2 separate regions of the Homo sapiens genome follow, and region 2 is linked to region 1. Evidence: chromatin loops called from intact Hi-C (ENCODE). Cell type or tissue: B cell. All regions are shown on one strand. Each heading gives the region's core, and the rest is flanking DNA. Links, peaks and the distances in the headings are about the cores only.

Region 1 (16,488 bases), core at 4,672-12,671:
CAAAGGGCAATAAGATCACAAGGCAAAGGCAAAATTAGAATTACTGATGAGGGTCTATGTCCTGCTGTGCACATATTGTCTTGATAAACATCTTAACAGGAAACAGGGTTCAAGAGCAGAGAACCAGTCTGACTAGAATTTACCAGGCTGGAATTTCCCAATCCTAGTAAGCCTGAGGGTACTGTAGGAGACCAGGGCGTATTTCAGTCCTTATCTCAACTGCATAAGACAATCCCAGAGCGGCCGTTAATAGACCTCCCCCCAGGAATGCATTCCTTCCACACGGTATCAATTATTAATATTCCTTGCTGGGAAAAGAATTCAGCGATATCTCTCCTACTTACACGTTCATTTATAGGCTCTCTGCAAGAAGAAAAATATGGCTGTATTCTGCCCGACCCCGCAGGCAGTCAGACCTTATGGTTATCTTCCATTGTTCCCTGAAAATTGCTGTTATTCTGTTCTTTTCAGGGTACAGTGATTTCATATTGTTCAAACACACGTTTTACAATCAGTTTGTACAGTAGTGGTCCTGAGGTGACGTACATTCTCAGCTTATGAAGATAACGTGATTAAGAGATTAAAGTAAAAACAGACATAAGAAATTATAAGATGATTATTAGGGAAGTGACAAAAGTCCATGAAATCTTCACAATTTATGTTCAGAGACTGCAGTAAAGACAGGCTTAAGAAGTTATAAAGGTATTAATTTTGGGAACTGATAAATGTCCATGAAATCTTCACAATTTATGTTCTTCTGCCTCGGCTCCTGCTGGTCCCTCTGTTTAGGGTCCCTGACTTCCTGCAACAGTTCAGAAATCCAGGTCCCATCACATTGTTGGTAGCCAGTGGAAACCCCTAATACAAGTGAGTATCTGAATTCTTTTTGAGCAGATCTGTCTTTTGAACTAGTGCTTTCTTCACTGTATCATTTGACTCACTTGGTAACTACATCTGCAGATGAGCTCCCCGCTAATGGAGTTTTAGTGGTGCTTTACTTAGTGTAATTGAATAAATGAATGATACATCAGCTCTGATGAAGAACCTTTCATTAAATAGAAATATACTCATAGACCTTTGGGAATTCCCAAATTCATGAATATACTTTTGATGTATCATTTACTCAGTTGTCTCTTTTGTAATAGGGAGATAACAATACCTACTTGACAGGCTGGTTCTGAGGATTAAATGAGGTCATATGTTAAACTGGAGCCCGCATCCACCTCTAGGTCTTACTAGGCCAGAGAAGCCAGTGTTGAGAGAGTCATAGGACAAAGGGCGAAAGGTGAATGAATGAACATTCCTCTTGTCCCGAAGTAGCTGATAGTGTCATAGAGGAATCAAGTAGGTCTGCTTCTGCGTAAAGCAGGGTTTTATGAATCAGGGACAGGGAGGGACTTAGAAGGGAGTACTGCTTGAGCGATTGTGGGAAAGTCTGAGGAACTGTCTTGGAGTTAGCTCTGGGCTTATATTTTTAATGTGAGAATTTACTGTTTAGTTAAAAGCTTGTTTTTATCTCAAAGAAAAACATTGTTTAATGTGTTTGCTTAGAATTTCTTTCTTGACCCAGAAAGAAATTTCTTTATTCTCATAGTGCCAAAGTTAGAAATCTTGTATACAAATGTTATGCACAACATGTGTTTATAAATGTAATCCTTAAGATTTTTCCATCATTTCATCTATGGCTGCATGAATTTTGTTAATGTGTGGGCCTGTAGGAGGGACCTTATCTTTGTGTTTAGAATGGGACGTCTAGAAAGCACAGTTGTCTATACCTAGTGTATTGCAGGTGAGCGTTTGACTAAAATTTAAAAATCTGCTGATTAGTTCATAAGGCCTCTAATGTTTTTCTATAAGCTTGAATAATTGATTTTCATTAGAATGGACACTAATTTTCTTAGCTTATAAAACTACATGAAATGTTATTCTCTGCCAGTTGAAAAACGTAGGTACTGGTATACCTATGTTGTTATGGTGGGTTTTTTTTTTTTTTTTTTTTTTGGTCTTTTGAAGGTCATCCTTTTAAATGCTGGCTGAATCTTTCAGTGCTATCCTTGTCATCAAATGGAAATGGACCTTCCCCCTGTAAGTGTGGTATCTTCATGACAGTCAAGAAATAGGACTTTTGTTTTAGGACATCTCCCTGTCCCAAGTGAATTAACTAGATAACTTTGTTGTATTTAAATTTCCTGGTTTGTTTGTTTTGTCTTACTAATGAGACATACCTACAGGTCAGATGGACCATAGGTGCTGATCCTGAGAGTTGGAAAGGAACTTTTCCTAATTAAAAGCAAAACAAAAAAAGCCTTACAATGCTTATATTTGCTTGGTGTTCCTATTTTCCTTCCCTTAAGTAGTTTTCATTTCTGTAAATGTGATTCTTATTCATTAGGCTATATCACATAATAGTTCTATTTATCTTTTAAAATCTTAAGTATTTATTTTTATATGTAATTTAAACATTTAAGTACATAGTACTGTGAGGTTTATTATGAAAAACCCCAGTTCTCTTTCTCACAGCTGATTACTGCTCCCTAGCAAAAGCCCCTTTCATTTCTTTTCTGTGCTTGTGGGATTTGATTCCATGCTTGTATGCATACACTACTGTAGCTTGTTTTTTTCATTTTAGACCTTCTCTATTGATTTCCTACGCTGCAAGATGAAGGTTCATCTCTTATATAACCCTCCTCTCACACGCACAATTCTTTATACTAAGCTCTCAATACCATTTTCTAATTTTCTTAATATTCATTGTTTATATTTTCATGGCTAAATATTGCTTACAGCTGAGCATATGCAGTGATTTTTATTTCTTTGCCAGTTCAAATTTTTCTTTTCTCTGGAGTCAACAATTATTTTATTGGTTTACATTTCTTAGTACCAGTCACAAATTCAGGCCCCCAGTTTCTGATAGGACTACAGAACTCTGCAGTCAACACCTCACTCATCCTGAATCCCAGTAATTTTCTGTGTTGGATTCTGAGTCCTGGATTACACATTGTCTTCTCTCTTGGCATGCCTCCTCATTTTGATGGAGCACATCCTCTAGCAGCTTTTTGAGAAAGGGTTTACAGGGAGGAAATTCTTTGAGAGCTTACGTGTCTGAAAATGTCTTTATTTGAGCCTCCTACCCAACTGATAGGCTAGCTATAGAATGCTAGAATGGAAATAGTTTTCCTTTAGAATTGTTACTTTTGAGAAGTTACCTTTTTTTGAGAAGTCTCAAGTCTTTTTAATTTCTCTCTCTCTCCCTCCCTCTCCCCCCTCTTTTTCCCCATTTTCCTATCCTTTCCCCCCTACCCATTTTTTTTAGCACCTTTCTTTGTTTCTTTTTAAAGTATCTCATTACCATCTCTTGATGAAGCACCTTGGTTTGGGATTTGCCATCTCAGTTTTTGGACGAGACACAGTCTCTTAGGAGGGAACACGGGAAGTACCCACCTTACCTGGCTTCACAGTGAATCCTTACCCCTGGCCTTGTTTCGTTACTTAGACCTGGCTAGCAGGCCCTATGTCACCAGAGTCTCCGCAGGCCAGAGGGCATAAAAACACCCAGAGACTGTAGTGGGTATTTATCAATCCTGGTGAGGCCTCTCCCCACAGGTAGAATCATCTGTAGCTGTGTACACTCATGATGTTGGGGAAGTAGCTGGCACTACGTGCCGTACATCTGATGGAGGGCATGGTGTGTATCCTGCTTTGTGTAGTCGTGCCCATATGGTGATTTTGGAATCCTTTGTGTAGCCTTTAACGTTGTCTATTATTAGCATGTTTCTGTCGTGACTGCCATAGGTGGAGCCCACAACAGTGCAGGTGTTTCTTTATCCTTTGAGCTGGGCACCTGGTGGGAACTTTCAATTTGGAAAATCATGTTTCTGACGCCAGGAAATTTCTTGTATGATTTATTTGATAATATCCAACTCCTGCCTTTCCCTACCTTTTTTTCCTCTCCTGTTTCTGTACTTTAAAAAGTCTACAAGTCAGATATTGGGGCCATTTTGGATTGATGCTCTGATATTCATCTTTTTCCTCCTTTTGCCCATTCCTTTATCCTTGTTGGATTTACTGGGAGATCTGCTTTCTACATTTTCTCCTTCTCCTCCTCCTCCTCCTCCTCCTTCTTCCCCTCCTTCCCCTCTTTCCCCTCTTCCTCCTTCTCCTCTTCCTCCTCCTCCTCCTCTTCTTCTTTTTAAAAGAAAAAAAAAAACAAAACAGAGATAGGGTCTCACTAATGTTGCCCAAGTTGGTCTTGAACTTCCAGCCTTAAGTGATCCTCCCACCTCAGCCTCCTGAAGTGCTGGGATTACAGGTGAGACCCACCGTGCCTGGCTATTTTTTAATTTTTGTAGAGACAGGGTCTTGCTGTGTTTCCCAGGCTGGTATTTATTCTCCAACCCTTCTATAGAATGTCTTAATTTTACAATTGTGTGTTAATTTCCAAGAGCGCTTTCTCATTCTTGGATGTTTATTTTTATTAGCGTCCTCTCCTAGCTGCTGGTGGGTTGCTGGCAGCCTTTGGCGTTCCTTGGCTTGCAGATGCATCACCCCAATCTCTGCCTTTATATTCACATGGCGTTCTTCTGTGTGCATGTCTGTCTCTCTGTCCAGATTTCCTCTTTTTTTTTTTTCTTTTTGAGACGGAGTTTCTCTCTGTCACCCAGGCTGGAGTGCAGTGGCGTGATCTTGGCTCACTGCAAGCTCCGCCTCCCGGGCCATGCCATTCTCCTGCCTCAGCCTCCTGAGTAGCTGGGACTACAGGCGCCTGCAACCGCGCCCGGCTAATTTTTTTTTTTTTTTGTATTTTTAGTAGAGACGGGGTTTCACCATGTTAGCCAGAATGGTCTCGATCTCCTGACCTCGTGATCCGCCCGCTTTGGCCTCCCAGAGTGCTGGGATTACAGGCGTGGGCCACGGCGCCTGGACCAGATTTCCTCTTTTTATAAGGACATCAGTCCTACTGGATTAGGGCCAGCCTTAATGACCTCGTTTTAACTTGAATACCTCTGTAAAGATCCCCTTTCCAAATAAGGTCACATTCTGAGCTACCAGAGGTTAGGAGTTCAGCGTTTCTTTTTTGGAGGATATACTTCAACCCAAACAGTGGGTTTTGAGAGTGGGGATAACACATGTGACATCCTCTGGGTTTAACAGGATGTCTAGTTAGAGCAATATTTTTAAAGATGCTTTTAGTTACACCTATCTTCACTAATGATCAGAAAGAAACTCTTAGGAAGTAATTTTTAGATTACAACTGGAGATTTTTGTTCAGACTTGTGACTGCCAAAATTTCTGCATGTTCCTGAATGTTTAATGACAGTATCTGAGTTGTCTCATTTTCACTCTTGGTTTGTTTCTAAAGTCATTTGAAGGTTGGCAAAATGACTAAAGAAAGAACAGCAGTAGTGTCTTATGAGAAAGTAAACCGTATCTATATCCTGGCATAGTTTCGTGAACATGTTAGCCAGGTTCTCATCATGCTCTGTCCCTCCATGTTATACTCTATTTCTTTTTTCAGATATGAGCCTTCTTGGAGCTTTGTTGCTTAAAAAAAAATCTGTCATGTATTTTCCTGTTCTGGGCTCTACAACGCTTTTCTTTCCTTAAAAGTGGCTCTTCCTGCTCTTCCTCCCTCTCTTCAGGGAGCAGCACCCTCTTTTATTTCCTTTATAATAGTTGTCCCAGCCTAACATATGTTGTTGTTGTTGTTTTCTCCCTCCCCACATTAGAATATAACCACTACAAGGGCAGGTACCTTGTCAGCCAAGTTCACTGCTTGATCCCCAGCTCTCAGAATAGAATAGACACTGCTGTTGAGCAGATCAGTGAGTGAAAGAGGCCTTGTTTTCTGACTTTCAAGTGCTGTTTCGCTGACTTGCTGTTGCTCTTGGAAGTCCTTCTCTCTTGTTGAAGTAGCTTAGTATGCAAGTCAGCTTGTGATAACACACTGGTGCAGCCTTACTTGGCATTTGTTTTGCAAAACTACTTAAAAATAGCCTAAATCTGAGTGATTGGTGGCATTGATTGCAGCAGTGCTGTTGGTATGGCCACAGCCTTTCCCTTTACCCAAGTGTCCTCCCAGAGCCAGGAAAGGGAGGTACCTCTCCTTACGTTTCTGAAGATTCCATTGTGGTCCCAGTGGGCACCATGCAGAATTTAATAAAGCAGGGCATGAAACTTGAGCTGTGTTTTGATTGACATTGGGAAAGACTCCTCTGCAGAACACAGGCACAGGGTGCCTGGAGCTGCCTGGCACTGGAAACTCTGCCTCACGGTCACCATGTTCTGTTTAACTGAGACAAGGAGACACTTCAGGCACTTCCAAAGGAAACAGTAGGGAAGTAGTGAATTCATGCTTACCGATCTAGCAGACTTCCCTCTGGGAAGCTGGGGGACTGCATCCTTGAGAGCTAAAAGCAAGAAATTGGAGATGTTTGAAAAACTAAGTCTGTGGCATGGGGGGTAAGGAATCCTCCTGCTACTTCTGTGACATCAGCTAAGTAAGCTGATGAATTGGTGACTTTTTGTTTCTTTTTGAGTTATACTGCTTTTAGTAATTATGGAAGAGCCTGCTCTCCCCCCACAGGAGTCATTAAACAATGATTGATGCCATATGTAAGGTTTGTGAATTGTTTATGCAGCAGAAGTCACCTTTTGATCAGAATTGGGGCACTGTCTTGGTTTCATTGTGGCACACTGCAGAGTTATAGGCATAGTGGCCTGGTACTCTGATGATGTCTTGAAAGTGACTGCTATAGCTTTGACTTCATTAATGTTCCTTTGAATTTGTTATGTTTAGAAAAATACAAGCCTCTGCCAGGTGCAGTGGCTCATGCTTGTAATCCCAGCACTTTGGGAGGCTGAGGAGGGTGGATCACATGAGGTCAGGAGTTCAAGACCAGCCTGGCCAACAGAGTAAAACCCCATCTCTACTAAAAAAAAACAAAAAACAAAAATGAGTCCAGGCACAGTGGCTCAAGCCTGTAATCCCAGTACTTTGGGACACCAAGGCCGGCGGATCACCTGAGGTCAGGAGTTTGAGACCAGCCTAGCCAACATGGCAAAACCCCGTTTCTACTAAAAATACAAAAATTAGCCAGGCGTGGGGGTGGGTACCTGTAATCCTAGCTACTCGGGAGGCTGAAGCAGGAGAATTGCTTGAATCCGGGAGGTGGAGGTTGCAATGAGCCGAGATCACGCCACCGCACTCCAGCCTGGGTGAGGGAGTGAGACTCTGTCTCAAAAGAAAAAGAAAAATACAAGCCTCCAAAAATGAAATGTACATATTTATGATGTGTTGATTCTGGCACCTCTTATGCAGAAGTTTACCATTAGCAAATATAGCAAACTTGGTGCCATTGGCAAGGCCTTTGTAGAACCAAATGATGCTTTATTTGGAGATGGTGGGATGTGGGTCTGTTATTCTGGGATATATATGATACTCAATAGATAGATAAAGATATTGGTCGAGCGTGGTGGCTCACGCCTGTAATCCCAGCACTTTGGAAGGCCGAGGTGGGTGGATCATGACGTCAGGAGATCGAGACCATCCTGGCTAACACGGTGAAACCCCGTCTCTACTAAAAATACAAAAAATTAGCCAGGCGTGATGGTGGGCACCTGTAGTCCCAGCTACTCGGGAGGCTGAGGCAGGAGAATGGCATGAACCTGGGAGCCGGAGCTTGCAGTGAGCTGAGATGGCGCCACTGCACTCCAGCCTGGGTGACAGAGAGAGACTCTGTCTCAAAAAAAAAAAAAAAAAAAAAAAAAAAAGATATTTTCCTGGGAGGTAAGCATGTAGTCATATCTTTTCTGCAACGTCACCATGCCTGTTGAAATGGAGAGGTTGGATGATGTAATTGATGGACATTATAAAAGAACCAATGTAACACTTTTATTTTTGGGATGAAGTCTTGCACTGTCACCAGGCTGGACTGCAGTGGTGCGATCTCGGCTCACTGCAACCTCCCACTCCCGGGTTCAAGCTATTCTCCTGCCTCAGCCTCCCGAGTAGCTGGGATTACAGGCATGCACCACCACGCTCAGCTAATTTTTTGTATTGTTAGTAGAGATGGGGTTTCACTGTGTTGACCACGATGGTCTCAATCTCCTGACCTCATGATCCGCCCGCCTCGGCCTCCCAAAATGCTGGGATTATAGGTGTGAGCCACAGCGCCCGGCCGTAACATTTTATTAATAAGTCTTAAGTTTGTCCATAGAGCTAATTACCTCTAATTCTTCAGTTTTGTCCTCCGTTATACACATGTAATAAGGAAGCTTGGTACCCTGCTTAAAAAATGTGACTGTGAAGGAATATGACCAGAAACTTACACAATGAAATGTACTTTGCACTTTAGGGACAGCATATACATTTCATCTATGCTGTCATTCTGGAAAACATTTTGAAACACCCCTTCCTTTTTAAATTGCTTTCAGAGTCTCACAGTGTATCCTTTTATCCCCAGCGGTGGAAAATCTTTACCCTTCAAGGTAGATTAGGTTTTTGGAAATAGCCAGAAGCCATTCAAAGCAACATCTGATGAACCACGCATGTCAGATGAATCATATTTACTTTTGGAGTATAAGAGTTCTGTGACTATGTGGTATTGACACTCATTTTTATCCTGTGTGGCACCTAAATTAAATTTAAAGATAGTTCTTTCAGGAAGAAAGGGGAGCCCTCATGTCATGTTACACAGTGGTGTATCAGTGGAATTAATTTATTGTAGCCTTCAGAGGTGATTGATTTAAAAGACAATATTCATACTAGAGTGTAGATGTGACTAAACAGTTTTACACCAAAACTTGGAAGAAGAGAAGACACTGGGGACAAATAGGCTGAAGAGTGGGGTTCAGTTGGATGAGTCTTAAGGCATAGGGAAATGGTTTGGGAAGTTAAAACATGCAAAGAGCTGATGATTGAAGCATTTAGATTTAGAAAGTCATTTGTTTTCCTTTCCAGTGTCCCTCATTATTAAATAGCTCCTTGATGGCTAGAATCCTATCCTAACAGTCATCTGCTAAGCACTTACTGTGGCATAGGTCTTGGAACTATTCAGTTCATAGTTCTTTTTTAATGAGAAGAAAAAAGAAAACTAGCATTTATTAAGCAGCTGGTGGTTTCCAGGCACCACCTCATGGGATCCTCACAGCAGTCCTACCTGACAGGTGCTCTGAACCCTGCTATATGAAGGGGGCCTGTGAAGCTTAGGTTGACCTGAAACTGAAGAAGGTTCCATCCTGGAGGTCTGTATCAAGTGGGAGAGCTGTGGTATAAAACTCCCTGTCTAAATTCAGCCAAGTCATGTGCTTGCCGGCCCACCCCTAACATGTTTGTGGGGACCCAGTCAGAACAGGCTTATCAATACAGGGCCATATACCATCTGTTTAAACCAGTGGTTCTCAGCTGCAGACAATTTTGCCCACACACCGCCCCCACCCGCCGCCGGGGACATTCAGAAATAACCGGAGACATTTTTTTGGCTGTCACCACTGGGGAGGGTGCTACTGGCATCTGGTGGTTGGAGGCCAGGGCTGCTACACTCCTCACCTCCCAAGCAAAGAATTATCTGACCAAAAATGTCAATAGGCTGAGAAAACCTGTATCTAAACTATTAAAAGCTGTAAATCCAAAGAAAAGATAAATGTTCGAGGGGATGGATATCCCATTTACCCTGATTTGAGCATTACACATTGTATACATGTATAAAATATTATTATATGTCCTCCCCAACTATGATATATCATTAAAAAATTTTTTTAAAGCTATAAATCCAGTCACCACCCCCATGGCCCGGCCTCCATGGCCACCAGTGGCCCTGCAGAAGCCTTGTCCTTTGCCAGCTGCCCTAGGGAGCCTGACCATAGGTCTGCTGCACACATCTACACTGACCAGGGCACAGGTCTGGGGCAGCTTGGCTTGTGATAACCACCTGTTCCTTTAGCTAAATTGTCTTCAAAAAACTTTCCTAGAGGTCTGAAATGAAGAAGAAAAACACTTACTGCCTTTGTATTTTGGGTTTATGATACACAGAGCCTTCTAAAGTGCAGGACCCAGGACTAAAGGCAGTATTGGTACCTGAGATATTACAGGCACTGGGCAAGTTCTTGAATGATAGGCGTACATTTATGTACAGTCTGTACTGCTTCATTTTAAGGGCTGTTACTGTGTGGTGTAAGGCTAGATTGAGCATGTTTTAACTACTTTGGCTGGGAAGTAATTGACTTTTTCAATACCTGTATGCTCTCATCTTTCAAATAGCAGTGTGGTTTAGAACCAGAGGTTTTTTACTTGGGGTCTGCAGACTAACCATAGAGGGGTTCCATCGGATCCTCAGAGCACAAATCTGTGTATGGTTGTGTCGGTATACATGTATGCTGCTGGTTTGCATGTTTTCTGTAAAGAGGGTATATTGCAAAGCTTAGTTGGGTTCTCAGAAATGAGAATGGCACAAACTACTCATGGGCTATATATATTCTCTAGGGTTACTTCTAGATGTTTAGAAGCTAAGATTAGGAATTTGTGTTGAGATCAGAAGTGGATTTGTTGTGGTCCAGTGTAATTTTTGACTGAAGGAAGAAGCTCTCTGTTGTGTGTAGGTATACATAAAATGAAAGTTACACGTTAACTTTTTGTTGAAGTTATTGCTGTGGAATCACCAAGCTCGTGGTAAAAACTAAGTTGTGGGAAATACTTTGCTTTCTACTTAGTAGAGTTGAATGCTCAGAAAGCCATAGTTTTCGAAATGTCAGATTGTTTTACCTAGAAGGATACATAGAAATTATCTAGAAATTCACTTTTTGGGTGAGGAAATTGAGGGTTAATGATATTCAGTGAGTTGTTCAAATAACCTAGGAAGTTTGTAACAGTATAGGAATAGAAGATGATATTTATAGCCAAGAACAAATATATTCTCATTTTAAACTATGGACTGTATTGACATTGCTTTACATTTCAATTAGAGTTTTATTGCATAATTTTAATTCCTATTTTTCTTCTCCTACCTTTTTTCTTTCTTCTTTCTTCTTCTTTCTTCTTTGTTCCTTTCTCCTTTCTTCTTTTTTCCTTCTTCCTTTCTTCTTTCTTTTTTCTTCCTCCGTCAGGGTCTCGCTCTGTTTCCCAGGCTGGAGCGCAGTGGTGCAATCATGGCTTACTGCACACTCAAGCTCCTGAGCTCAAGCCATCCTCCCACCTCAGCCTCTGAGTACTACAGATGTACACCACCACACCTGGCTAATATTTAAATTTTTTTTTTTTTTTTTTTTTGAGACGGGTCTCACTGGCTGGAGTGCAGTGGTGCTATCTCAGCTCACTGCAAGCTCCGCCTTCCAGGTTCACGCCATTCTCCTGCCTCAGCCTCCCGAGTAGCTGGGACTACAGGCGCCCGCCACCAGGCCTGGCTAATTTTTTTTTGTATTTTTAGTAGAGACATGGTTTCACTGTGTTAGCCAGGACGGTCTCCATCTCCTGACCTCATGATCTGCCCGCCTCGACCTCCCAAAGTGCTGGGATTACAGGCATGAGCCACCGCACCCGGCCTAAAGATTTTTTATAGAGATGAGATCTCACTACTGTATTGCCCAGGCTGGTCTTGAACTCCTGGAACTCAAGATCTGCCCACCTTGGCCTCCCAAAGTGTTGGGATTACAGGTGTGAGCCACTGTGCCTGGCCCCATTGCATAATTTTCTAATTGTAGTAAGATTCAACCATTTTTGAATGTATGATTTCATGGTATTAACTACCATTTACTATGTTGTACAACCATCACTGCTATTTCCAAAATTTTTCATGACTCTAAACTCTGTAACCATTAAGCAATAACTCTCCATTTCCTCCACCTGGTAACCTCTAATCTACCTTTTATTTATGAATTTGCCTATTCTAGATATTTCACATAATTGGAATCATATGACATTTGTCCTTTTGTGTCAGGCTTATTTCCTTTAGCATGTTTTCAGGGTTCGTCCATGTTGTGGCATGTATCAGAACTTCACTTGTTTTCATGACTGAATGATATTCCATTGTATGAATATAACACATTTTGTTTCTCCATCTGTTGATGGACAGTTGTGTTGTTTCCACATTTTGGCTGTTGTGAATAATGCTGCCGTGAACACTGGTATACAAATGTCTGTTTTCAGTTCTTTTGTGTATGTACCTGGGAGTGAAATTGCTGGATTATATGGCAATTCTATATTTATTTTTTATTGTATTATACTTTTTTTTTTTTTTGAGATGGAGTCTCACTCTGTCGCCCAGGCTAGAGTGCAGTGGCGCTATCTCAGCTCACTGCAACCTCTGCCTCCTGTGTTCGGCAGTTCTCTACCTCAGCCTCCCAAGTAGCTGGGATTACAGGTGCACGCCACCACGCCCAGCTAATTTTTGTATTTTTAGTAGAGATGGGGTTTCGCCATCTTGGCCAGGCTGATCTTGAATTCCTGACCTCATGATCCACCCACCTCCCCCTCCCAAAGTGCTGAGATTATAGGCGTGAGCCACTGTGCCCGGCCTTATTATTATTATTTTTTGAGACAGGCCCTCATTCTGGTGCTCAGGTTGGAGTGTAGTGACATGGTCTCGGCTCACTGCAGCCTCGACCTCTTAGGCTCAAGCAGTCCTCCCACCTCAGCCTTCTCAGGAGCTGTGATTATAGGTGTACAACACCACACCTGGCTCATTTTGTTTATGTTTTGTAGAAACAGGGTCTCACTATGTTGCCTACACTGGTCTCTAACTCCTGGGCTCACATGATCCTCCCACCTTAGTCCGCCCCAGTGTGAGCCACTGTGCCGAGCCTGGTAATTCCATATTTAGCTTTTGAGAAACGACCAAACTTGTTTTCTACAGTGGTTACACCATTTGACATTCTCACCAACAGTGCACAAGTGTTTCAGTTTCTCCAGTTTTCTTTCTAACATATATTTTCCTTTTTTAAAAAAAGTTGACAATTTTATTTTCATATTTCACAATATAGATAAAAACTGCACTTTTTTTGTCCCACTTCTCCACTCCAAAATGATTCTTTCTTTAATAGGAAGGGGGAGCACCTTTTCTGTATCAGACTGATAAGAAAACACCCAGAGTCACAGCATTGTGATCTCCTGGTGAAGCAGAGCAAGCAATATAAAACTGATATAGGGAGGCCTCCCCTCTATCCTTTCTGTCTGCTCGAGTCATTCTGGGCCAAGTGGGCACCATCATGGGACAAGCAAGAGGTCTCATCATTGGGGGCCCAGGCATCATTGGCATGTGGCCTCCCATGGGCAGCCTCATTCCAGGAGCAGGTCCCACTGGCATCATCCCAGGAGGAGGGCCCCGTGTGGGGTGCTGGCATCATACCAGGATGAGGAGGACCCAGAAGACTGGAGGGAGGTAGTATCATTGTCCCTGCCGGCGGGGAACAGAGATTGAAGTAGGAAGTATCTTTCCTTGTTGAAGTGCAACCCTTATTTTGTCAGTCAGGCTCTGAGCCTGTTCTTCCATCCATTTCTAATAGTAATCTTTGACATTCTGTCTCTGTTTCCTACCACTGCAATATGTCTTTCTCATAAATGGAGAGTCATGGATGAGGTGTGTGTTGCAGTAGTCACGGCCATTGGCCACTCTCTTCCTTTTTAACAGAAACTATAGCCATCGTAGTGGGTATGAATTGGTATCTCATTGTGGTTTTGATTTGCCTTTCCCGGATGGTTAATGATGTTGAGCATCTTTTCAAGTATTTATTTGCCATTTTGTATATCTTCTTTGAAGAAGGGTTTATCTAGATCCTTTGCCCATATTTTAATTGAATCATTTGTCTTTTAGTTGTTGTAGGAATTTTTAAATATATTCTAGAGTTAAACTCCCCAATTTGCAAATATTTTCTTACATTCTGTATGATTCTTTTTCTTGATCATGTCCTTTGATACAAAAAAAAGTACTTTTAGTGAAATCCAATTTATCTAGTTTTTGTTACTCATGCTTTTGGTGTTATATCTGAGAATCATTTGCCAAATCCAAGATCATGAAGATTTACCCTATGTTTTCTTCTAAGAGTTTTATGGTTTTAGGTCATTAATCCATTTTGAGTTAATTTTTTAATATGGTGTAAAGTAGGGTTCCAACTTCATTCTTTTGCATATAGAAACTTAGTTGTGTCAGCACCATCCGTTGAGACTATTCCTTCCGCCATGCAGTGGATTTGGTACTCTTGTCAAATATCAATTGGCCATAAATGTTTGGGTTTATTTCTGGACTCTCAAGTCTATTCCATTGGTCTGTATGTCTGTTTTATGCCAGTACTACAATGTTTTGATTACTGTAATTTTTTTTTTTTTTTTTGAGACAGAGTCTCACTCTGTCACCCAGGCTGGAGTGCAGTGGTGCAATCTCAGCTCACTGCAGCTTCCACCTCCTGGGTTCAAGTGATTCTCCTGCCTCAGCCTCCCGAGTGGCTGGGACCACAGGAGCCTGCCACACACCTGCCTAATTTCTGTATTTTTTGTAGAGGCGGGGTTTCACTGTGTTGGCCAAGCTGGTCTCGAACTCCTGACCTCAAGTGTTCTGCCCGCATTGGCCTCCCAAAGTGATGGGATTACAGGCGTCAGCTACTGCACCCAGCCTGATTACTGTAACTTTGAAAGTTTTGAAATCAAGAAATGGAAGTCTTCCAACTTAGCTCTTTTTCAGTATTATTTTGGCTAGTCAGGGCCCCTTGTAACTCCATATGAATTTGAGGCTTTTGGAATTTTGATAGGGATTGCCTTGAATTTGAAGATCGCTTTAGGTAATATTGGCATCTTAACAATATTGAGTCTTCCTATTCACGAACACGGATGTCTTTCTATTTACTGAGGTTATCTTTAATTTTTTTTTTCAGTGATTTTTGCAATTTTATTTGTACAAGCTTTCACCTCCTTGGTTAAATTTATTCCTAGGCATTTTTTTTCTTTTAGATGCATTGCATAATGTTTGAGATTTTAGAAATACTTAGCATAGTAAATCTGAATTTCAGCTTAAATAATGAGTCTAAGAAGGTACTGTGGAAGACATCTTGAGCTCTAGCTGGTTTGTCCTTGGATATTTAACATAACCTCTCTCTAAACCTCCATTTCTTCATCTGTAAAATATAGGGATAAAGCAAATCTGTCTTTCATGAGAATTGTGTAGATCAGAGATAATATATGCAAAGGATTAATTCCAGGGTATGGCTTAGAGTAAATACTAAATAAATAGTGCTTGGCTGCCAGGATTGTGTTTTCTTCTATGATTTCAATATAAATACCTATGTTGTACTTGAAGTATACTTTTTCAAATTGAATACAATTAATTTGTTGCAAAGGCTGAAGATTTTTACACAAACTAAATGCCCTGTTCCTGAGAGAGCTTTTTTATATTAAAGTATGTTGAGTCTGGAAGAAAAATAAAATGAAATGTCACACTTGTTCTGTTTCAATGGTGCTTTATCCTTAGAAGAGGGAGCATTTCTTCTCATGTTGCAACTTTCAGATGCCTCTTTGCTTTTTGAATCCTATCTGTGTCTTGACATTACAAGGTTAAATCTTAGACATTACCAGCATTTAACTTGAAAGAGTAGCAAAGCTGACTAACTTTTCCCCTTTTCTTTTACTACTTAGTGCATTGAGGCTTTACCCTCACTGGAGATTGCAATTACCGTCACCATCTGGAATTGGATTCATCTGTATGTGTAGAATATAACTTACATATAAAGCTGAGTATCAGTGTTTCAGGTTTTCTCTTTTTCTTACACATCTCAGTCAAGCTTTAGATTGAAGTAGGCAGATTCACTGAGTGTAATAATTTAAGAATTCAGTTACTTTCATTTTAATTTAAATTTCACCAATTAAATAAAATTCTTCATAACACTTAAGTATAGCATTAGAATTTCTAAACATTGTGAAACTAAATTCTTTATTCTCATAGCAAAGTATATTAGTCATTTTTGCCGTTTCTCCTGAAGAGCATAAATGAGCCTGCATTCAAGAATATGGAATGTTGTACATTCTGATGGGGAAATAGAGTGGCAGAATATAGTCAGGTTGAGGAGCATGGAAGTTTGAAAAAGAACCAGAAATTTGGAGAGAGAGCTGACCACAGAAACAAAGGAGGGTTGCCAGATTCTGTTGGGGACCCATTTAAGGCTACAGATAAGTAATTTATACTGTTACCCATCTGGCCTGCTGGCAGCACTCATGATGATTCTTTTTTTTTTTTTTTTTTTTTTTTTTGAGACAGTCTCTCACTCTGTCGCCCAGGCTGGAGAACAGTGGTATGATCTTGGCTCACTGCAACCTCCGCCTCAGCCTCCTGAGTAGCTGGGATTACAGGCGTGAGCCACCACACTCAGCTAATTCTTGTATTTTTAGTAGAGATGAGGTTTCACTGTGTTGGCCAGGCTGGTCTTGAACTCCTGACCTCAAGTGATCCACCCTCCTGGATTCTAAGTACACTTAAAATTACAGCAGCCGTTCGTTTCTATAGATGGAAGAAG
Region 2 (13,235 bases), core at 549-8,548, 130 kb before region 1:
CCTAGCACTTTCGGAGGCTGAGGTGGGAAGATTGCTTGAAGCCAGGATTTCAAGACCAACCTGGCCAACACAGTGAGACCCTATCTTTACAAACTGAAAAAAAAAACAAGAAAACATTATACTTTAAATAAGCCAAGGCAGTGGCAGGCCTGTAGTCCTAGCTACTCAGGAGGCTGAGGAGGGAGGATCCCTTGAGCTTGAGTTCAACTTGAGTTCAACTACAGCTTGAGTTTGAAGTTGTAGGATACAATGACCAGGCCTGTAAATAGCCACTGCCAGCCTGGACAGCATAGGGAGACCCCATCTCTAAAAAACAAAACAGAACAAGGCTGGGTGTGGTGGCTCATGCCTGTAATCTCAACACTTTGGGAGGCCAAGGTGGGCGGATTGCTTGAGCCCAGGAGTTTGAGACCTGCTTGAGCCCAGGAGTTTGAGACCAGCCTGGGCAACCTGGCGAAAACCTGCCTCTACAAAAAATACAAAAATCAGCCCAGCATGGTGGTGTGCTGTAGTCCCAGCTACTCAAGAGGTTGAAGTGGGAGAATTCCTTGAGCCTGGGAGATCAAGGCTGCAGTGAGCTATGATCACAACACTGTACTCTGGCCTGGGCAACAGAGCAAGACCCTGTCTCAAAAAACAAACAAGCAAAACAAAACAATTACACTTTAGATATTTAAATGAATTTAAAATTGAACACATTAGATGCAATACATCTTTTTTTAAAAGGTTCACTTATGATGTTAAACACTTAGCAACACATAATGCCAACTATTGTAAGAGTTCATTTCATAGTGCTTTTGCTGCTTCTTCCTTTTTTACCCCTCTGATTTTATATCTAATATGCAACGTGATATTAGATTCTGAGGATATAATACACTCTACTTAACATAAATTACCCAGGAATTTTAAATGAAGAGAAAAAAGTATCGAAATTTTACAAATTCTGGACATCAACATGATTAAACCCAGTGCTAAGCAGACATAGTTACACCAAAACAAAGACATTCAGAATAATTTGCTGCCTCTTTGTATTTGTTTCTAATGGGGAGAGGGTTGGTTTCTTCCTTGCTTTCAACTATTTTATCAATCAGCTTTGCACATTGATGGTGAATTCTGATCTGCACCCAGACCAGAGACCAGTATGAGAGGGGGATGCTGCCCTCCCAGAAATTGTCAAATAGACTCGTTCGGCAGCTTCTGGCTTGGATCACTTCTCAGTCCGAGGACCCCAACAGAATGAGTTGGTTTTGCGGAACGTGAGAGAGTAGAGATAAATGATTAATTAGGGAAGGCAATATGTTTTGCAAGAGATTCATTTAGCCTGTTGGTGTATTTCATTTTTCCTTGGAGTTACCCAGCATTTTCCTGGGACTATTCAGAAATGCTGGTGGTGCGTAGGCAGGAGCTGCTAGAGGGCAGGCACCATTTTTTGTTCATCTTTTGTCCACAGTACCTAACTCAGTGTCTGGAACACCGAGACCCCAATAAATCTTTGCTGAAGCAAAGCTGACTCTAAGGACTGAAGGGCTGGCCTAGATTATGGCTCCTTTGTTAAATACTTGAACATGCGAATAGTCATAGATTCGTTAGCAGACCTGTTATTTCCTCTGGCTGCAGTCCTTAGGATGGATTCAAATGTTACAGTGATTCATGAAACAGCTATTTATAGCCATAATAGCTATGAAAAGAGTTAGGTTGTTTTTATGGATGAAACTTCCCATGGATTCACACCTCATTATTGAATCTTCATATCTAAATGGTAATTCTAGAATCCATTGTTCACCTTATCTTCAGATTCTATAGTAATTTCCCAAGTAAGTACCTTCCTTGGCATGCAGCGAGACAGTGACTAGGCCTCTATGACAAGGAGCCACCAATGCCTTACAGCCATAGTTATATACCTAAAATAGTCATTGATCATATTATTAATTGGGTATTAGGCTTAATACCTGGGTGATGAAATAATCCGTCAACAAACCCCTGTGACACGAGTTTACCAATATAACAAACCTTCCCATGTATCCCTGAGCCTAAAATAAAAGTTAAAAAATATATATGAGTTGGCTGGGCTTGGTGGCTCTTGCCTGTAATCCCAGAACTTTGGGAGGCCGAGGTGGGTGGATCACGAGGTCGGAGTTCAAGACCAGCCTGGCCAAGATGGTGAAACTCCATCTCTAGTAAAAATACAAAAAAATTAGCCAGGCGTGGTGGTGGGTGCCTGTAGTCCCAGCTACTCAGGAGGCTGAGGCAGAGAATTGCTTGAACCTGGGAGTTGGAGGTTGCAGTGAGCTGAGATTGCACTACTGCACTCCAGCCTGGGCAACAGAGCGAGACTCCGTCTCAAAATATATATATATATATTTTAGAGTATAACTCATATATATATATATATACACACACATATATAATAATAATTTTAGAGTATAACTCATATATATTATTATATATGTATATATTATTATTATATATACATATATATAATAATATTAATACTAATAATTTTAATACTAATTATTATTTATTAAGTACCTCATATATGCCAGGCCCTATATAGGTACTTTATATACTTTATAACTAACCTCTACATGAAAATTATCATGTAAGCATCATTATCCCTATTTTACTGGTGAGCATTTGGGGAAGACCAGGGCTCCTCATTTTTTGACAGAGTGGGTTTAGAAAAGTGCCTTAGTTACCTTCTTGTCTAAAGTATATATATTACCTGAATCTTTCTACATCTTTTTCTTCCTTTAAAAAATGAATTATTAGCTGGGCATGCTGCTTACAACTGTAATCCCAGCACTTTAGGAGGCTGAGGTGGGAGAGAGGATGGCTCGAGGCCAGGAGTTCAAGACTAGCCTGGGAAACACAGCAAGACCCCATTTCTGTTCAAAATAAATCACAATAAAAAAAAAAGAATTGTTTTCATAAAGCCAGATCCACTCCATTAAGCTAACAATCATCTTCCTTAATCTTCCTCCTAGGAAAATTTTTTAAAACTTGTTTTCCTTTTAGATTCACTTGTCATGGATTAGTGACTGGTCAGAGTTATATTTTCCGGGTCAGAGCAGTCAATGCAGCTGGACTTAGTGAATATTCCCAGGATTCAGAAGCTATTGAAGTCAAAGCTGCTATTGGTAAGTTCCTTATGCATAACTGTATGGGGGAAAAATGGATTTTTCTATGTTAGAAAGGAAGATACCATCCTCTCCAGAAATTATTTAGCTTCCAATATTGCTGGATGATTGCATCCTTAGATGATCATTTTCTCTGACTCTAGGTGATGTCTAACCTTCCATAGCTGCCATTTTACAGACCTTCATCACTTATCCAGATTCTGTGCATCCATAGCCTTTTCATCTTCACGAACCCAAGTTTCCTCAGATATTTCACATTGTGTGAAACTCCATTCTAACTTCATGCTCATCCTGGGACTGTGAAGGGCCATTCCGATTCCATGAAGTGGTATATCACCCATAACACAGATCATCTTGTCCCTAAAAGCCATTTGGTCTATGCCAGAGCCTGGCTTGTTTTTGCTAACAGAACATTAACATGCTTCTTATAAACCCCTCTAAAATTCATGCAAGGCACATGTAATTGCTTAATCATATGTTTCATCTTTGCTTGCAAAGTAACCAACAGAATAAAACCAGTAATAAAGTAATTATATGTGTGTATGTGATGTACCTCCCAATCTTGGATAAAGTAGAAAAGGGACCCAGGTGGTTAGAAACAATACAAATAATATTTGTGGGCTGAGCACGGGGGCTTACACCTGTAATCCCAGCACTTTGGGAGGGAGAGGCAGGCAGATTGCTTGAGTCCAGGAGTTTGAGACCAACTTGGGCAACATAGTGAAATCCCATTTCTAAAAATAACAATAAAAAAAATTAGCCAGGCATGGTGGTGCATGTCTGTAGTCCCAGCTATTCAGAAGGCTGAGGCACGTGGATCACTTGAGTCCAAGAGTTCAAGGCTGCAGTGAACTATGATCTCACCACTGCACTCCACCCTGGACAACAAAGCAAGATCCTGTGTCTGAAATAAATAAATAAATAAAATAAAATTTATTATATAGTAACGCATGTTTTTTAAAAAGCTGATTTAATATTGATTGTCTTCAGTTAGCATCTCATATAGCTTTTTCATATTCCTTATAACATAGGGATCGGGCACAGTGGCTCACGCCTGTAATCCCAGCACTTTGGGAGGCTAAGGCGGGTGGATCACTTGAGGTCAGGAGTTTGAGATCAACCTGGCCTACATGGCTAAACCCTGTCTCTACTGAAAATACAAAAATTAGCCGGGTATGGTGGTGCATGCCTATAATCCCAGCTACTTAGGAGGCTGAGGCACGAGAATTGTTTGAACCCAGAAGGTGGAGGTTGCAGTGAGCCGAGATTGCGCCAGTGCACTCCAGCCTGGGGGACAGAGTGAGACTCCAAAAAAAAAAAAAAGAAGAAAGAAAACGAAGGAAGGAAGATTCCTTATAATGTGAACCATTCTAAACATGTCTCTTTGAGGTTGAGAGGTACAGACCATTACTATTGTAGTACTGCACATAATTCGAGGTGTTATAAAATTAGGATCTTTAATATGATGTCTCTTGTGCACTTTATAGTCCTTTTTTCATTCTGTTGAATAATAGGGCTTACATCTCTCAATATTTGTGTCTAAGATTTGCTTTTCCTTATATATACTAAAAGCCCTTTGGGTTCTGCAAATCGAAATGGTTCCTATTCTATCTTTGGCTTCTTTGTTCTCATTTCTTCTTTTTCCAGAATACGGGGAAGGTGAAATGTTCCTTGGCGTATATTGTGTGAAATGTAGTCTTTCCATATTTCTTGCAAATGTGAGCGATTTTCTTTAAGCCAAGACTGTTTTTGTTCTGCTTGTGGTCCTAATGTTTTTCTCTTTGTTCTATCCTATAAGAGCAGCTGATACTCTGTCCGGGCTCAATGCGTTTCTGTTGTTGTCTGGCAACTGTAGGGGGAGGAGTGTCTCCAGATGTGTGTCCCGCACTGAGCGATGAGCCTGGTGGACTAACCGCCTCCAGGGGGCGCGTGCATGAAGCCTCCCCGCCAACCTTCCAGAAAGATGCTTTGCTTGGCAGCAAACCTAACAAACCTTCACTACCCAGTAGCTCTCAAAACCTGGGCCAAACAGAAGTGAGTAAAGTAAGTGAAACAGTTCAGGAAGAGCTTACCCCGCCACCACAGAAAGCGGCTCCTCAGGGGAAAAGTAAGTCTGACCCCCTGAAAAAGAAGACAGACAGAGGTGAGAGTTGAGAAAGGGAAGCTGTTCCATCCGTCTCCATCACTGTCCTCACCTCTCATCGTCTACATCACATCCTTCATCCATGTTTGCTTTCATCAATGTCCATTCTTATTGTATGTGTTTTCAGCTAGCCATCTGAAATGTGTACTTTCATCTGATGACTTGGAAAAGTAATTGTCTATGGGTTTGGCTTGTACACATCATTTTGGGTGCTTAATGATGCTAGAATGTTTCAAGTAATTTGGTTATAGAGCCTTTCTTGGTTTGTCAGGCAGATACACCTCTGGCCTGATTTTGCTAAGAGAATTCGATGTGAGAGCAGGACTTGGTACTGCTAGCCTGTGTGAGGTCCTTTGAAATAGTCATGTTTGGAACATGTAGAGGAGAAAGATCTCACAAAGAAGGTGACATCGTACCAGGGTCATAGTTGTTACCTTCTTGCTCATCCTCAGATTATTAAGCGATTATTCACATTTAATTTAAATAGTTTGCAAGAAAAATCAACACTGGAAAATTAAATACTTTAAGTGAAAAAAGTATATAAAAAGATTAAAAATTTCTAAAATAATAATAATCTAAATAGCTACTTACCTACTACTTTTTGAAATGAAAAAAGAAAAGAAAAAAACAGCTATAAATATATCTTTGAGTTACCATGAAAAGTTTAAAAGTTAAAATTATAATCACATATAGCTATATTGTATGATATATGATCCTCATTCCCAGAAGTGATTTATTTAAGATGATTTATCAGTAGGCTAAGAATGATCTGATTAGGATATTTGGTACCTGTGGCTAATATATCCTAGGAGACATTGTTTTTCCTATCAAACAACAATGAACTGAAGCACATGTGCTGATAAATTTTTAAATGCCTCTCATCCAGTTCTTTTTTCTAACCCCACCCCAACTTCTATAACCTCCTCTGTTTTATGACACCTTTCTTTGTCCCTCAACTCGAGAGGAGATATTCATTTGAGAGCACATATTCAACAATGCTCTGAAATAGAGGGAGAGAGAGAAAGCTTTTTTAAAATGTGAGGAATAAAGGAGGTTGGTAAGTGGAGAAGAGATAAATGTATTTTATTTTAAAAGCCTTCATTCTTCTGATACTCTTTTTGGGTAAGAATGAGATAGTTTCTTTATCTCCTATAATCCAAATAAACATTCAGAAAATTCTCTTCGATGTTATTGCATATCTAGATGTATTTCTTTCCACCACTTCACCCCCTCTCTTCATTGAAAACTGTAATTTCAGTAGTTGAGTGAAAAGCTGATCAGCAAAGCCACATAAATGAAGGAGGACTTTTGAAATATCCTCCAGATATTTTTCTAGCTAAGCACTGATAAACATGGTGACAGCTGTATAGTATTGTACCACATGAAAAATATTCCAACATCAGATTAAAAATAATGTGATAAAAGTATTATACACTAAGAGAAAGTCACATAGCAGATTGTGTCTGTTTTTTAAAAATGTTTTCTAAAGCTGTCATTTAGCTGAGCTCTAGAGTAAATTTTTTTCTTGTGTGCAGACAGAGTTGTGTAGTTGTAAGGTCTCACAAGGGTAAGTGTGCCTGAATGGTGAAAGGCTAACCATTTGAGAAATATATGGAAATTCTGGGCCAGGTGTGGTGATTCACACCTGTAATCCCAGCACTTTGGGAGGCTGAGGTGGGTGGATCACCTAAGGTCAGGAGTTCGAGACCAGCCTAGCCAACATGGTGAAACCCTGTCTCTCCTAATAATACAAAAATTAGCCGGGCATGGTGGTGCACACCTATAATCCCAACTACTTGGGAGGCTGAGGCAGGAGAATTGCTTGAACCCAGAAGACGGAAGTTGCATTGAGCCAAGATGGTGCCATTGCACTCAAGCCTGGGTGACAAGAGCAAAACCCCAGCTCAAAAAAAAAAAAAAAAAAAATATATATATATATATATATATATGGAAATTCTGAATAAGCAAATTGCAGCAGAAATTGATATACACATTCCATTTTCATCAGGGAACAAATGAAAACTAAACCACATAAAGAAACAAAAATTATACCTTGGGAAAAATATTTCTTCTTATGGGGAAAAGAATCATTTTCTTTCAGGGTATTGTACCATTTTGCTAGGACAGGTTCATTTTATCTTTGGAATAATAATTGTAGTGTACTTTTTACTGTGTCCATTGCATTCACCAAGTTCAATGCCAAGTTCATCAGCCTCGAATTTTAGTTTTATACTGCAAGATCTAGTGCCCTCATATGTGGCACCCATGGAAATGTTTATATATAGAATCATAAATGCATTTCTGCCTACTCACAAGCTATTCATATTGCTACAGCACCACCATCTCCACCCTGTGATATCACCTGTCTTGAAAGTTTTCGTGACTCAATGGTTCTTGGATGGAAGCAACCAGATAAGATTGGAGGGGCAGAAATTACTGGCTATTATGTGAACTATCGCGAGGTCATTGATGGGGTACCAGGAAAATGGAGAGAAGCCAATGTCAAGGCTGTCAGTGAGGAGGCATACAAGGTAAGCACGTGACTTTCTGTAGTGTGGCGTGTCCTATGTATGACGCTATGCTTGCACGCCCAGGCAGGCACACACCCAGCACCTTGTAAGAGAGTCACGTCATTTCTCCAGAGTCCATTGTCTGCAGTGGCATGAGTCTTGTGAAAAATATACTGTGGTGAATACAAGTAGTTTGGCTAACCAGGCAGGATTTATATTTTCTGATCCATACACATAAGCATAATAAATTCCTAGAATATTTACTATGAAATGTGCGCTTACTGTACAAACTAATTTTTTTTTCAAAACTTACAAAATATCTACAATTAATATGCCACTAGCCTCAAGAGTCCCAGGATCCTTCTGCAGCCCTCAAGTTGAGGGGGAAAAAAAAAAAAGATTCCCAGGATTTAATGACACTCTGGATTTTTAACTTTCTTTTTTTTTTTTTTTTTTTGAGATGAAGTCTTGCTCTGTCCCCCAGGCTGGAATGCAGGAGTGTGATCTCAACTCACTGCAAACTCCACCTCCCAGGTTAAAGTGATTCTCCTGCCTCAGCCTCCTGAGTAGCTGGGATTGCAAGTGAAAGCCACCATGCTCAGCTAAATTTTCTATTTTTAGTAGAGGGTTTCACCATGTTGGCCAGGCTGGTCTCAAACTCCTGGCCTCAAGTGATCCGCTCACCTCAGCCTCCCAAAGTGCTGGGATTATAGGCATGAGCCACCGCGGCCGGCTGGGTTTTTAACTTTCAGTGTCCAAATTACAGCGGATGAAGGGACATGGGCTTGATGGCTAGACTCAGCTCACCAGCTGTGAAGTGGTGCTTGTTATAGTCGCTTGATGGCCACAAAGGGTGGCCTCACATGTGTTCTCCTCTACATGGGGGCCTCCACTGCTCAGGTCACATAAGAGAACCAGAACAGTCTCACTGTTGCCTTAGCTGATGACTTTCTTCTCTAGAGCTTCATCAGCTACATCCAAGCTACCACCTCTTAACACTCACAGAATCCTCTGCCATGAGGGTTCAGAGCAGGGTGAGGCCAGGGATGACAGCTGCCCCAACTCAACACCATGCTCTTTTAATTTAACATTTGAAATTTATGAAATATCACACACATGCTGAGAATGCGTAAAACAAAGTTGCTTTTTTTTTTTTTTTGAGATGGAGTTTCGCTCCTGGCCTCAAGTGATCTGCCCACCTCAGCCTCCCAAAGTGCTGGGATTACAAGCGTGAGCCACTGCGCCTATACAAAATTGTATTTTTAAGATTCTTCCCTGTTAGTGCATGTGGCTATAACTCATTCTTTTTCATTGCTATATGGTATGGTATTCCATTATGTGGTCATATCACAATATATTCTTTCATTCAATTCTTATTGCTATTTGGGTATTTTTGCATTTTTAGCTACATCAAGCAAAGTAGCTATGAACAATTTTGTATACATCTATCTGCTGCTACATATGTGCACCAGTTTCTCTGGGTGATCACCTAAATGTAGAATGGCTGGGTCAGGGGGTCTGTTTATCTTCCACTTTACTAGATAATTCCATACTGTCTTCTGAAGAGTGTGTGAGAATTCCCATCACTCTGCATCCTTGCCAACACTTGGTCTATTCACACATTTTCAGCTTTGACAATCTGAGTGTCAAATGAGTTTGAACATCCTTTCCTATGTACACAGTCCATTTTGATATCCTCTTTTATGCCTGTTCAAGGTTTTTGCCCATTTTTCTAATGCATTCTTGTTGACTTGCAAAGTTCTTTACATGTTATGAGTAGAAATCCTTTGCAGGTCTGTAAGTCGCATACATCTTCTCTGACTTTAATTTTAATGTCAAATTCATTGTAGTCATATTTACTAACATATGCTTTGTCCTTAGTGATTTTTGTGCCTTTGTGGTGAAATGCCTTCTCTATTCCAAGATCATGGAGGTACTGTAGTTGATTACATTCTAAAAGCTATACTATTTTGCCACTTACATTTCTGTCATTAATTCACCTTTATATTTTTATATGCTGTGAGTTAAGCATCAAAATTAACCCCCCCCCACAGAGACATAGTTGTCCCAGCATTATCTATTGAAAAGTTTGGGGCCGGGCGCGGTGGCTCACGCCTGTAATCCCAGCACTTTGGGAGGCCGAGGCAGGTGGATCATGAGGTCAGGAGATCGAGACTATCCTGGCTAACACGGTGAAACCCTGTCTCTACTAAAAATACAAAAAAATTAGCCGGGCGTGGTGGCGGGCACTCAGCTCCTCGGGAGTCCCAGGAGTGGTGGAGTCCCAGCTCCTCAGGAGGCTGAGGCAGGAGAATGGCGTGAACCTGGGAGGCGGAGCTTGCAGTGAGCCAAGATCGCACGCCACTGCACTCCAGCCTGGGCGACAGAGTGAGACTCCATCTCAAAAAAAAAAAAAAAGAAAAAAGAAAAGTTTGTCGTCTGCCTGCTATTCTGCAGGGGTATCTGTATCATATATCGTTTCCTTATATGCGTGAGTCTGTGTTCGTGCTTCCCATGCTGTTCCACTGGTCTGTTTGTGTAACAGTGGGTGACTACCACACTGATTTAAATATTATAGCTTTATAGGCCGGGCATGGTGGCTCGCACCTGTAGTCTCAGCACTTTGGGAGGCCGAGGTGGGGGGATCACTTGAGGCCAGGAGTTTGAGACCAGCCTGGCCAACATGGTGAAACCCTGTCTCTACTAAAAATACAAAAATTAGCCAGGAGTGGTGGCTCTCATGTGTAATCCCAGCTACTTTTATACCTTTTACTCAGGAGGCTGAGGCATGAGAATCACTTGAACCCGGGAGGTGGAGGTTGCAGTGAGCTGAGATCACACCACTGCACTCCAGGCTTGGTGACAGAGCGAGATCCTGTCTCAAAAAAAATAAATAAATAAAAATAAATTATAGCTTTATAGTAAAGTTGATGACTGATAGATCAGCTTCTCCTGGTTTATTCTTTTTCCAGAGCTACTCTTAGCCCTTTGCACTTGATATAAATTTAAGTATTAGGGTCCCAAGTTCTACCAAAAAAAAAAAAATAGTAATAATAATAAGTAAGACAAAACAAAAGAAAACAACAATAAAAAAACTTACATTCAACCCAACTAAACCCATTAGAATTCTGATTGAGGATGCATTGAATCTGTAAAAAAATTAAGGAATAATTGACATTTAAAAAATATTGAACCTTCTAATCCATGAACATGTTATTTTTCTTCATTCGTTTTGGTCTTTTTAAAGCCTCTTATTAAAGTTTTACGATTCTCTACAGAGGTTTGTATATCATTTGTTATTTATTAATAGAGACGATATATTTTCAGTATATTTTTATATCAGTTTTTATTGCTAGTAAAGAGAAATATAACTTTTATATATTGATTTCACATATAATTATTATATGTAGTCTTTTGTTAAATTTTTTAAATAATTTGAATGTTACCTTGAAGTTCTTTTGGAGTCTATGTATATTCATATCATCTGCAAATAGTGGCAATTTACTTCATTTCCAAATTTTATAACTTTTACTTCATTTTCTTACCTTACTTTCTGCATAGTGACTTTAGCACTATATTGAATAAAAGTGGTGGTGCTGGGGGCATGGTGGCTCACACCTGTAATCCCAGCACTTTGGGAGCCTGAGGCGGTGGATTGCTTCAACCCGGGAGTTCAAGACCAGCCTGGGCAACACAGCACGACACCGTCTCAGATTTTCTTCTTTTTTTTTAAAGTGGTGATGTTGGTCATTCTAGGCTTGATAGTTATCTTAAAGGGAAATTTTACAACATTTCACCATTAAATACTGTATTGTGTGTTACAGGTGTTTTGTAGACATCTATTATCGGTTAAAGGAAGTTTCCTTCTATTCCCCGTTTGCCAACAGTTAATTAAAATTATCAAAAACATTTTTGGGGTCTATTGAGAAGATTATATGATTTTTTTCCCTTTTATTATAATTTGGTATATTCTAGTAATTGTCTAATGTTAAAACTACCTTGCATTCCTGGAATAAATTCAACTTGGATACTATATATACTCTGTTTATATCACCTGGATTTTGTTTGCCAATTATCGTTTAGGATTTTTGCTTCTATGTTCATGAGTGAGATTATTCTGAGACTAGAATTAATTTAATACTAATATCTGACAAGGATAGTACAGGAAGGAAAAAAATGCAGGATAGTCTCCCTTTATTAAGATATAATTCACACATCATAAAGTTCACTCATTTAAAATGTTGCCTTATGAATTTTGAAGTGATATTTTTAAATGGATACAAAGTGACTCTTTACCATTATGAATACATTTTACCTTAAAGTCTATATTGCCTGTTATTACCATAGATACACTAGGGTTTTGGGGTGGGGTGACTTTTGCATGGTATGTAGCTTTTCATCCTTTAACTTTCTATCTTTCTGAAACTTTCTGCTTTACATGTGTCTCTTAAAAATAGCACGGAGTTAAATTTTGTGTTTTTCCTCCCTGACAGTCTTTGTCATTTGTTTGCTATTACTGATTACTTAAAAAAAAAAAAAAACTAATATCTTATTTTGTACTTTCTATTTGTCCTTTCTGTTCTGTGTTTCTTTCTCTTTTTTTGAGACAAAGTCTCACTCTGTCCCTGAGGCTGGAGTACAGTGGCATGATCTTGACTCACTGCAACCTCCGCCTCCTGGGTTCAAACAATTCCCGTGCCTCAGCCTCCCAAGTAGCTGGAATTACAGGCATGTGCCACCACGCCTGGCTAATTTTTGTATTTTTAGAAGAAACAGGGTTTCACCATGTTGGCCAGGCTGGTCTCAAACTCCTGACCTCAAGTGATCCGCCCGCCTCGGCCTCCCAAAGTGCTGGGATTACAGGCGTCAGACACCACACCTGGCCTGTTCTGTGTTTCATTTTCTGTCCTTTTTTGACTATTTTTGAATCGTTTTTAAAAGTTGTTCAATTTTTCCTTCTATTCTACCTTAAAAGTTATAGATTCCGAGTTTCTTTCGTTTTGGTGACTGTGCAACTTAAAGTCTGAAGTTATTTCATTTGTTTTACTCTTGTCTCAGAAACAGAAGGGCCTTAAAAACTTTACCCCTTTACCTTTTTCCCAACTTGTATGCTATTGTGTATGTATGTGTCTGTGTTTTAATTCTTTTTAAAATCCAAACAGCAATGTGATTATTGTTTTATAGATTCAACTTACCAATATATTTACCATTTTATTTGCTTTTAATTAAGTGCTTTGAAGATGTAATTGCACCATCTTCTGGCCCATTGTTGCCGCTGACATTCAACTCTTGGTCTGCTTGCTTGTTTGAGGGTAATTTGCCTTTTTTCTTGGACAGCTTTTGATATGTTCACTTTATCTTTGGTGTGCTATACTTAAAATACTATAGGTCTAGATGTGGGTTTTTAAAAAAGATGTATCTACCCGGGATTTTAGGGGGCAGAGG

The links. Peaks named below come from ENCODE experiments on the same cell type or tissue, not always from the same donor. Only the 100,000 strongest peaks of a DNase experiment are listed, where the experiment ranks them.
Region 2: a loop joins it to region 1, with 15 times the contacts of the local background. A loop is called at or near these places in 13 of 110 quality-filtered maps.

Annotation. Positions count from the first base shown.
Region 1 is chr18:2,987,750-3,004,237 of GRCh38, reverse strand. All of the region lies in intron 1 of LPIN2 (lipin 2), which reads left to right. It also overlaps the pseudogene SNRPCP4. Among named protein-coding and RNA genes, the nearest start is that of LPIN2, 17 kb to the left of the region's middle. RefSeq lists enhancers at 1-358, 4,370-5,292, 5,407-5,506, 5,774-5,923, 5,994-6,093. In B cell, for the core only: CTCF peaks have their summits at 9,499 (motif pointing left), 10,895 and 11,098; a DNase peak (open chromatin) is centred at 9,477; H3K4me3 peaks cover 435 bases; H3K27ac peaks cover 292 bases.
Region 2 is chr18:3,121,277-3,134,511 of GRCh38, reverse strand. It overlaps MYOM1 (myomesin 1), which reads left to right. Exons shown (of 38, transcript NM_003803.4): 17 at 3,016-3,137; 18 at 4,993-5,280; 19 at 7,615-7,811. Among named protein-coding and RNA genes, the nearest start is that of MYOM1, 92 kb to the left of the region's middle. In B cell, for the core only: CTCF peaks have their summits at 4,839 and 5,039 (motif pointing right); a DNase peak (open chromatin) is centred at 5,051.